Regions from separate parts of the Homo sapiens genome. Here region 1 is linked to region 2. Evidence: chromatin contacts called from ENCODE Hi-C or POLR2A ChIA-PET data. All regions are on one chromosome and are shown on one strand. Each heading gives the region's core, a stretch centred on a gene start or an enhancer-like site at or near the end of the contact. The rest is flanking DNA. Distances are from core to core; before and after follow the strand shown. Region 1 overlaps MBNL1 (muscleblind like splicing regulator 1). Region 2 overlaps MBNL1 (muscleblind like splicing regulator 1).

Region 1 (5,221 bases), core at 100-2,599, 40 kb after region 2:
GGATTACAGGCGCCTGCCACCATGCCCAGCTAATTTTTGTATTTTTAGTGGAGATGAGGTTTCACCATGTTGGCCAGGCTGGTCTCGAACTCCTGTCCTCAAGTGATCCACCCACCTCAGCCTCCCAAAGTACTGGGATTACCAGCTTGAGCCACCGCGCCCAGTCAGAAAATATTTTTATGTGTTGACCCAGTACATACACATATACCAATAAATCTGTACATTTATCTGCCAAAAATAATGAAAAATGCCTATAGTCATGGATATATTCTTGGAATATTACTTGTAATATGGAAATACTGGAAATTATCTAGATATCCTCCAAAAGAGTTACCTGTATTATGTACACTATTTGATGAAATTTGATGCAGCCATCAAAAGTATTCACTCTGGAAATTATTTAGCAAAATGAGAAATGCTTATGCTGCATTGTTGAGCATAAAAGATCACCAAATAATAGCTATACTATAATTACAATTATTTTTAAAAATGTGTGCATACATACAGAAGACTGGATGAGAAGAGAAAAATGAACCACAGTGTTGTTAGAATTTTCAGATTTAATTTTATATTCTGTTTCAAATTCTCTGTATGATAAATGTTATAATTTCTTATCCTGTTTTTAATTATGAGATTAAATTTGTGAAATGTTGTCAGTTATAATTTACTAATGTAATAGTATGTCTAAGAGATTTATTTTGGGTATCAGCATAGTCTAAAGTGTCCTTGAGTTTATCAGAGAAACCAGATCAAACTCATATTGAGCAACCAAGGGATAGATCCCATTTTATTGATGATGTCTATTAGGGAAAATGTGTTTTAGAAGGTTTGGGAAGTTCATGTTCCCATAGGTACCCCACTATTCAGATGCATATCTAATGCTTGGTAAATTTCCAGTCCCACTGGCCTGTAACTCTCACCAGTACAAGTTTTCACAAGAGATTTTCTCTTCCTTATTTTTTCACAAGCAAGAATAATGTGAGAGTAGCTATTACAGTATGTTTCTGTCCTATTTCTTAGGAGAAACCGTAAGCTGTAAAAAAAAATAAAAATATGAAAGAGTCAAACATGCATATTATGCAAAAGCAGTTGACTAAGTTTTTTTTAACCTCAGAAAAGGTTGGTTTTATGACACATTCTGAGCTAATTCTTAGTTATTAAGTCTGCTTAAATATTTTTAGAATTCTTTCTAAATGTTCCACAGGAGAGTAAAGAACATGAAATTATAATAAACCAATCCTTAACCTGTAGAAACCCCCCCCCCCACACACACACACATGCAAATACATACACACAGAACCTAAATAAATTCAAGTCTTCTTTCTTGTTAATGCGGCAAAGAGTAACCTAAATTGGAAAAGTAGAGTATTAGTTCCCTGCTGCCAATTCATTTTGAGCATATTCAAGAAAGCAGGAATTACTGAGGGAGCAAATAGCAGCTGAGAGAGATCACTTATAGACCTTCTGCAAGTTTCCTGTTTGGTGATGCCTACATTGACATAGACTTGCTTAAACAGAAAAGTAGCCCTTTCGTTTATGCAGTAGTATATATTTAGCATACACACACACACACACACACACAACTTTTTATCATTATTTAATGTAGGCACATCACTCTTCCTGAGTATAGTGATGAGCCTCACATACAATAAATTTTGATTAGGTACTGGGTACTGTTTTAGCAAGCTCCATAGCTGATGCTAATGTTCAGCCAGAGAGGAGGATAATTATTCTCGGTAACAGCTTGATCATTTTTTGCTTTTAAGTTATAAATCTTGGTAATACTTTTTTTCTTATGTTCAATAAGATAAATATGCTAATAAAAAACCAGAATCTTGAATAACTTTTTAAGTCATTTTTGTGATCTTAATAACTGAGTGTAGTGGTGAATGACACTGGCTCATTGTATGTATTTGGAACACAAAACTTTAGCTAGGTTGAGGTTTCCAAGTAGTGCAAGATATCATTTATAATGCTCTTTTTTAAGATGTAGCATGATACAGATTATAGTATCTCCTTCTTTAAGAAACACTTTCCTCAATAATAGGATATGAATATAATGTGGGAAAACACCCAGATTTAAATGCAATCATTGTATTTATACAAATCCAAGAAAACCTTTGCTTCCTAAGTCGTAGTAGGGTTACAGTTTTTCTTTCTTGCTTAACTTCAAAATAAAGTGCTTAGTATCTGCGTTTGCTATTTGTGAAAAGATACTTGAACAATTAAAAACTGTTTCCTTGAAGCTTGAAGTAAGAGCACGAAAATATTAAAAGGACATTCTGTGTTTTAGATGGCCCTCTTGTGGTAAAAGGGTCAAAGTATCCTGAATGAAGACTGCTTTTAAATAGTAAGAGTCAAAATTGCGCAGATGAATGAGAAATAATGTTCTCGCCTTTTCCCTAAGATCTCCGTGGCAAAATTAACAGAATTAGCAAATATAAAACAAACAGACATAACAAAACCAATCTTTTTTTACTGCTTTATATAGCTACCAAGTGAATCTCTAAAGATCAAAAAAATAACTCCTGGAAACATTTTCATAAAAAGCTATCAAATTTGATTTTGTATATTTTTCACTTGGAAATAATTTTATATTTACACGAAAGTTGCAAAAATGGACCCAAGAGTTTCTGTCTACGCTTTACTGATCTAAATATTAATATCTTACATAACTGTAGAATCCCTCTTAAGACCAGAAAAATTAACATAGATATGCTGCTGTTTAACCAATCTACAGACTTTAATCAAATTTTACCAATTGTCCTCCCAATATTCTTTCTGTGACTCCAGGATCCTCCAGCTTGTGATAATATCTCAGTCTGTCTTGCATGACCTTGACACTTTGGGAGAGTACTAGTCGGTTATTAGTAAAATATCTTTCCATTCACTTCATCTGATGTTTCATCTTGATTAAATTCAGGCAGTACTACCTCTACTGTGATTGTGTGCCCTTCTCATTGTATCATATCAATAGATACACAACATCATTATGTCTCATTATTGGTGATATTAATTTTGATCACTTGGTTAAAGTGATGTTTTCCATGTTTCTTTACTGTGAAGTTATTATTTTTCCCTTTGCAATTAATAAGTTTATCAACACCATTTCAGATTGTATTTTTACCATAATTAACATTATACATGCATTTTCTTATGGACATTTATACTGAAATGGAGTTATAATTTGTAACTAAACTAGGAAATGCTGAAGTTACTTGTTGCCTTGTTTGAAAATCATTTTCCCTTTTCATCTATAGCCTTCTGTCACCAGTCTTGCACTTTAAGTTAAAATCTTCAGAAAGCTTCTTCTTCTTCATGTTGACTAAACCTCATGTACTTAATGACCTCATAGGTATGTCGAGAGTACCAACGTGGCAATTGCAACCGAGGAGAAAATGATTGTCGGTTTGCTCATCCTGCTGACAGCACAATGATTGACACCAATGACAACACAGTCACTGTGTGTATGGATTACATCAAAGGGAGATGCTCTCGGGAAAAGTGCAAATACTTTCATCCCCCTGCACATTTGCAAGCCAAGATCAAGGCTGCCCAATACCAGGTCAACCAGGCTGCAGCTGCACAGGCTGCAGCCACCGCAGCTGCCATGGTGAGTAGAGATATCAGCTCTCTCCTTGTTAGCAGTCAGAAAAGCAAAGTGAGCAACTATATCTGACTACAAGCTATTCATTTAGTAACCTTTTTAAAAAAATTGCTGAAGATATGTTTGTTCAGGTATCCCAGACAATATATAAAGAAGTTACTTTCACAGAAGTGAGGGTAACTCCTCAAATGGTTCAGATTGCTCCTACTCTTGGCCTAACTCTTAATCTGTCTTATTGTGGATGTAGGGTTTCTGAAATCTCTGCTTTGTAAAGAACCACCTGTCTCCTTTTCAACTTAACGATATTGCCATTTTCAGTCTTCTTATTTCTGTGTGCCATCTAATCAGCCATTGTTTTCCTTTGGTGTGTTCTTTTGCACATCAAGGCTCTTCTTTACATATATCTTGCTTTTAACAATAACATGATCTGGAACTATTTAGGAGAATTGTTCAACAAAATTGTTCTTAGAATTAGCTACAGGATTTTGAGTAGTATACTATCTAGATTGTCTGAAATAATATTGTGGCATAAACATAATAGTAACACTAGAGAAGCTTGACTATGCCATTATATAGACAGGAGAGAGACAGCAGTACTCAAGGAGTTAGAAATTGGATCATTAAGAATAGCTACTAAACTATATTCTCAAGGTAAATTTTAATGTGATCTAGTAGCTGATTTTAATGAGCCCATTCTTTGTTCTTTGCTTACCTGTTTTAATGTTGTCATTTTTTTACATAAATATATGACTTAAATCAATGAAATACTCATTTTAAAAGTCACTGTGTAGTATTTCATAACACAGTGAAATAATCACGAGAGAGATCTTTTCTGTGTTTATGGATACTTGAGCAAAAATACAGAAGGCAGACTCTCTCCTCCTCTCTTCCTTTCACTCTTTTTTTTTTCTGTTAGAGTATCTTGTTTGTAATTAACTACAAAGAGGAGTTATCCTCCCAATAACAACTCAGTAGTGCCTTTATTGTGCATGCTTAGTCTTGTTATTCGTTGTATATGGCATTCCGATGATTTGTTTTTTTATTTGTTTTTTCTCACCTACCCAAAAATGCACTGCTGCCCCCATGATGCACCTCTGCTTGCTGTTTATGTTAATGCGCTTGAACCCCACTGGCCCATTGCCATCATGTGCTCGCTGCCTGCTAATTAAGACTCAGTCGGCTGTCAAATCACTGAAGCGACCCCTCGAGGCAACCTTTGACCTGGTACTATGACCTTTCACCTTTTAGCTTGGCATGTAGCTTTATTGTAGATACAAGTTTTTTTTTTAAATCAACTTTAAAATATATATCCTTTTTTCTGTTATAGAGTTGTAAAGTACAATGAAAAAACTGAGTGTGGTTTCCTGACAAAATTAGTAGAAAGACTATAATCTAAGTACATAGATGGATATCATACAATAAAAGATTCTGAAAGCCCAGCAGCCCACATTCAGTTTAACTACATTGTAGAATGTTCTGAAGAAATAGTCGGAGGACATAAAGAGTGTATTTTTGACTGTATATTTATGTACCTGTTTGGTTAGCATGGCTTTAGTGGTAGAATTATTTACATTTTAATATTTATAGTTCAGTATTTAAGGAAAAAAACTTGCA
Region 2 (5,493 bases), core at 2,850-5,349:
TCCTTTCTTAGGATAGGTTTCTAGTTCATTTTGTGTTTCCACTGTCCCATAGCACAGAGCACATGAGAGGTCTCACCATACAGTAGGTGAATAAATATACAAATGAGCTATTCTGAAATTTGGTATAAAATATATTCAAGGTGAGACCACTTCTGCCTGCCTTGCCTTGCCTTCTTCTTCCTTCATCATTCTTCTTCCTTCCCTCCCCCTGCTCCTATTTCTTTTGTCTCATCCATTATTACCTTTTTTCTCCTAGCTTAGAAAACAATGAATTAATTGTTCTGCTTTCTCTTTTGCATCTATGTCTACACATACTGTATTTCTGACCTAGATATCTAGCTCTTCTACAACAATTTCAGAAAGTAGGTATACTCTGTTATTATTCTAAGAAAAACAAAAGGGACTTCTTATTTAATTAATTATTTTTTTTTTTTGAGACAGGCTTTTGCTCTGTCACCCAGGCTGGAGTATAGTAGTGCAATCATGACTCACTGCAGCCTCAACTTCTTGGGCTTAAGCAATTCTCCCAAGTAGCTGGGACCAAAGATGTATGCCACCACACCTGTCTATTTTTTTTCTATATTTTTGTAGACACAGGGTCTCACTATGTAGCCTAGGCTAGTCTCAAGCTTCTGAGCTGAAGTGACCCTCCTATCTCAGCCTCCCAAAGTACTGGGATTACAGGCATGAGCCACTGCACCCACCCATTCTTATTTAATTTTTGATGACTTCTAATGGGAGAAGCACATTATCTATTTTCATTTTCCATCTCTATTATAGTAAAATCATTTGTTGTATCTGAAAACAAGCAGGAATGACAAAGTTTTCCTTCAGTCCCTGGATTATTTAGGTCACTTTCATTCTGGCTACCAAATGGTAGAATGCATGCTAACCCTGACATTACTAGTACTTCCTAACTTCATAGCTTAACATTGTCGGGACCTTACATGAGATATTTAACCTCTGGGAACTGCAGTTTCCTGATTTGTACTATGAGGCTAATAAGAATACCTCATGGGATTGCCATGAGGATAAAAGCTACATATTATTGTGAGAGTTAATGGTAGACGTTGTAATTACCTTTGAACAGGCCACTGAGGAGAGGATTCTACTGATAGTACTAATTGTCTTCCTAAACAAACAGCAGCAGTCCTGTTGAGACATCTTCTCTCCTTACTTGAAAATTTATAATATGCCACTTTAGTTTTATAAACATTTGCTATAGCTATGAAATTTTTAACTTGAGCTTAAGCAACTTAAAATTGAGTTATAAAAGCAATATTGTCAGGTTAACATAGGAACTGCCTAAGACCTCTAGCCCTTGATGGGTGATAAGAAAACTAAATTGTATAGAATCTATTATTACTTATCTAATTTGCTATAAATAACACTGATAATACACTCTTTCTTAAGTGTACTATGTATGTTGAGTATATTTTTAAAAGAATAAGGGCTCTCATGGGTACATTGATGTTGTGGATCTGTTATCCCCGCTTTTTCCTTGAAATATTTTCTTTTTGTGAACAAGTTGTTTAGAAATAACCCTGTGATTATGCAGGTGTTGCTGGTCTTGAGACCCTGTCCAGGATTATATGCCCAAGGGAACAAAGGACAGTAGCTTTTTATGCCATCCATTGCACTTGAGTGCCCTTTTCCCCAGTGTATATGAAATGAACTATTTGGAAAATGGATAATTTAAAAATAGAAGTATCAGTTAACTAACAGTCAGATAACATTAGCAGTTATCTTGAAGTCACTGGCAAAAACAGAGTTTAAAAAAACTCTGGAAAAGGTTGTGGTTGATTGGTAAATGAGAATGTGTATTAGTATATGTAAACCAACCTGTGGTCTTCAGAGTAGCCATCATTAGAATCATCTGGGGAGCCTTTAAAATACACTTATGCCTGGGACCCAGCCAAAACTATCTAAATAAGAATTTCTGGGAGTGGAGGCTGGATGTAGGAATTTTTTATTTATAATATACAGTCATGGTCAAGGACCAGTGACTAAGCTTTACAGTATTGTCAAGTGATGTGATAGCTGGACACCCAGAAATGCCCTTCTGTCTCTTATTCATTCTACAAACATTTATTTGAAATGCTTAGGTTGCCAAAATATATAATTCCTAATCAAGAACAGTAGACAGACTTGTAGAAATTATCTATAATATAGCTTGGGAGGTGCTGAATTCACTACTGTGAGTTTATTCTACTTGGCAAGAAAAGAAGGGAGGGAAAGTGAAAGAAAACTTCTTTAGTAAGTGACATTTGAAAAGGGTCACTTCTCATAATCAAATTTAACCTATTAAAATGATTTACTTTTAATATCAACTCCTTTTAAAAACAGATGCCCAGTTTCTTAATGGTAAGTGAAATGAACATGAGTTGATTCTTACTTTGGCCTGAGGAAAGCTTTGTCACAGCTACTCTAGGAGCTACTGTTTCTTGAACACAATTTCCCAAGTGAAGGTACGGCTTGGGCAGGGAGTTTTGAGTACCTGCATAAGGTCATGTAGCTAGCGGGTGAGAGAGCTGCAATGAACACAGGTCTCATTGGTTCCTGGATATGTGTTCTTTCATTGCACTAAACTATACTATAGTCCAGTGAAAGAGGCTTCGTTTGGGTTAATTCATTAAAGGAGATTTGCGGCTGGACGTGGTGGCTCACGCCTGTAATCCCAGCACTTTGGGAGGCTGAGGTGGGCAGATCACGAGGTCAAGAGATCGAGACCATCCTGGCTAACACATCCTGGTGAAACCCCGTCTCTACTAAAAATACAAAAAAAATCAGCCGTGTGTTGTGGCAGGCACCTGTAGTCCCACCTACTCGGGAGGCTGAGGCAGGAGAATGGCGTGAACCTGGGAGGCAGAGCTTGCAGTGAGCCGAGATCGCGCCACTGCACTCCAGCCTGGGTGACAGAGCAAGACTCTGTCTCAAAAAAAAAAAAAAAAAGATTTACTAGAGGCTTTGTTGGGTTAGTTCATTAAAGGAGGTTTTAACTTGATGGTGAGCTGGCAAACTCTGACAAAGGAAATGTTGAAGGAACAGGAGAAAAGGATGCTTTCAAGCATCTCTGGAGAAATTGACCTGAGTGATGGGAACCAGGGGTTGCAAGGTAAAGAACGTGCTAGGAGAGTGAGAGCAGCCTGGTCATTTTCCTTTTCTGAGTACCAGACCATAATTGAGGCCCCTGTATATATTCCCCCATTTAATATTCACGTTATCCCTAGCCTGGTATTCTTATCCTCATTTTCATAGAAGAGGAGGTTACAATTCAATGAGGTTTAATAATTAACCCAAAGTCTCACTGTTCATAAATATCAAAGTTGGGATTTGAACAAGCAACTTTCTGATTTCACTTCATGTGATTTTTAACCATTGAGCTGGGACTGTATTGCTCTTTCCATGTCAACTCCTGGGACTGTTTCTCTGTGCTTGTCTCTAAGGCTTGTGTATATGAGAAGCTTACAAGCTTAGGATACAGATACCTCTAACAGGTGACCATATTGTTTACTTAGGTGGGAGCAGAGCCACAAATTTGTACTTGGATAACAGTAGTAAGCAGTTAACTGAGAAAAGGAGGAAATGGTAGAAGACTAGAGGAGAGAAAAATATATTTGAATGAAGAAAAAAATGGGGCTATAGTATGTCAGTTTATGGACCCTGAAAGAGATGCAAAAGGAATGTTTGAGAGCTGTTTTATTGGACAGAATATCCTATATTCTGAAATATAGTCAGGACTCATTCACTTGGTAAACACTTATGGGGTTTTCTTGGCCTGATATAGACTGTGGGCATGAGCCTCCTTCTGGAGGCTGTCACCAGGGAAGGAAGATGTGTAAACAGTGCCCAGTATTAGGAGAGGAACATGTACAAAATACAAAGGAAGATACAACAACTATTTCTAATAAAAGCCACCTGTTTTCAGCACAGGTAGAGAGTGTAGAAATCACAGATATATTCCTTTACTCACTTAATGCACCCGAGCAGAGTGTTTAGCAGATCCAGGCTTTCAGCCTAAATGTTGTTGGTGTGATAGCAAGAAAAAAAAAAAAATCGTGTGACAACCTTCTGTGCTTTCCCCTCTCACGTTCACATTCTGGTTTGTTAAAAAAAAAACTGTGTTGCCATGGCTGACGCTCCTGTGAGGCCCAACATCTCCATACTTTTCATCTTAACTAAGCACTTAAGAATATGCACTACAGCTTCTGATTGCCATTTAGAACAGAGCACCTTGTGATGACTAAGCTCTTTCAAGTATCTATGCTTAACGTGATGGCTTCAATACCCTTTTGCTATATAGACTCATCTGTAGATACTTGGTACAAGTTCCATAGTTTATAGTTGTCATCTATTTTTATTTGTATGTTTATTGTTAATATGGATCTTTTTCTGAAAAACTATTCAAGGATACTAGACACATACTGTATATGAAATGATTCTAAAAATTCTGAGACTTTTCTATTTTATTCTCAGTGGTAATTTTTAGGTAGTTTGTTGAGTGTTACTTTAGCTATTTGGGGAACTGCCCTAGAAAACCAGTGGAATTCTCTAGGTATGGGGGTGGAGTGCAGAGGAGGAGACAGGCTCAGATAACCTGTGTTGTGATACTGCTTTTTTTTGCCTCAAGAGATTTTCTTTACCCTTACTGCTTATGCTGTTGCAGTCCATCCAATAGAAACATGTTCTGGGCTCATGAGCCAATTTGTCTTTCCCCTCGCTGCTGCCTCAAGTCTGGGAGAGCTGATGGCAGTGCACAATTTTAGCAAATGGTCATAGGCAGGGGGGTGGGGCAGGGAGGGGAGTGTTTTCTCCATGGGGACAGAGCCAGTGTCATTGAGCACATTTTGTTCAAGTACAAAGTTGATCTGTCTGAAGGAGACTGTGGTCAGCAGTGGTGAGAACCTTTATTGCCTCACCTTTTCTTCGTGCTCTGTCATTGTTTATGTGAAGCAGTAGCATTTAATGGCTGGACTTGAGGCAGAATTTGTGAGGTCAGAAATTGACAGTATTTGTTTTTCAGTTAGGGAATCTCACAGATTTAGAAAGGAGTGCCAATGAAAAATTGGGAAAAAGAAAGGGTCTTTGTATTTGGCAAAGACAATGCAGAGCAGTGTAATATATACTAATTTCTGCATGTAAATGGCAGCCAAAATTTTACACATCTGCTACAGTTTAGAAAATTATTTAAGCACTAATTATATGCATAATATATGCTGTCCCATCTAGAAGGCTGAGTAGACTTCAATGGAAGAGTTACAGTGGAAATATTGACATAGGTTGTTGGAAACATATTACATAATATTATACTTTGAAATTTATCATGACTGAATAAGTGTTATCACTTTAGAGATACTTTACTTTATTTGTAGGGATATGTGGGATCTAGCAGGTACAAATACAACAAATGCCTCATATAAATACTAAGTAATGATGTTATTATTCTCAAGCTGACTTAACCAAAATGTTTTTCCTCTCTGATTTCCTTTAGTT

The links. A loop is a pair of places that touch in the nucleus more often than their neighbours do. ChIA-PET counts read pairs that join two places held with the same protein, here RNA polymerase II (POLR2A). Pooled maps may share reads with other maps.
Region 1: a map of heart left ventricle shows a loop between it and region 2 (2.5-fold over the local background). The contact joins two enhancer-like sites. A Hi-C loop is called at or near these places in 7 of 168 maps with a recorded cell type or tissue (B cell, CD4-positive, alpha-beta T cell, CD8-positive, alpha-beta T cell and 4 more) and 8 of 50 pooled maps. POLR2A ChIA-PET finds 5 or more read pairs at or near these places in 10 of 52 experiments (BJ, CD4-positive, alpha-beta memory T cell, MCF 10A and 7 more).

Annotation. Positions count from the first base shown.
Region 1 is chr3:152,441,927-152,447,147 of GRCh38, forward strand. MBNL1 (muscleblind like splicing regulator 1) reads left to right here. Exons shown (of 10, transcript NM_021038.5): 5 at 3,356-3,613. Among named protein-coding and RNA genes, the nearest start is that of MBNL1-AS1, 170 kb to the left of the region's middle. Within about 2 kb of position 1,350, at least 5 of the 41 ENCODE cell types and tissues checked have a DNase peak (open chromatin) inside an H3K27ac peak, as active enhancers do; they include natural killer cell, where a contact is called at or near this core.
Region 2 is chr3:152,399,097-152,404,589 of GRCh38, forward strand. The region is part of intron 2 of MBNL1 (muscleblind like splicing regulator 1); the gene reads left to right. Among named protein-coding and RNA genes, the nearest start is that of MBNL1-AS1, 130 kb to the left of the region's middle. Within about 2 kb of position 4,100, at least 20 of the 41 ENCODE cell types and tissues checked have a DNase peak (open chromatin) inside an H3K27ac peak, as active enhancers do; they include natural killer cell, where a contact is called at or near this core.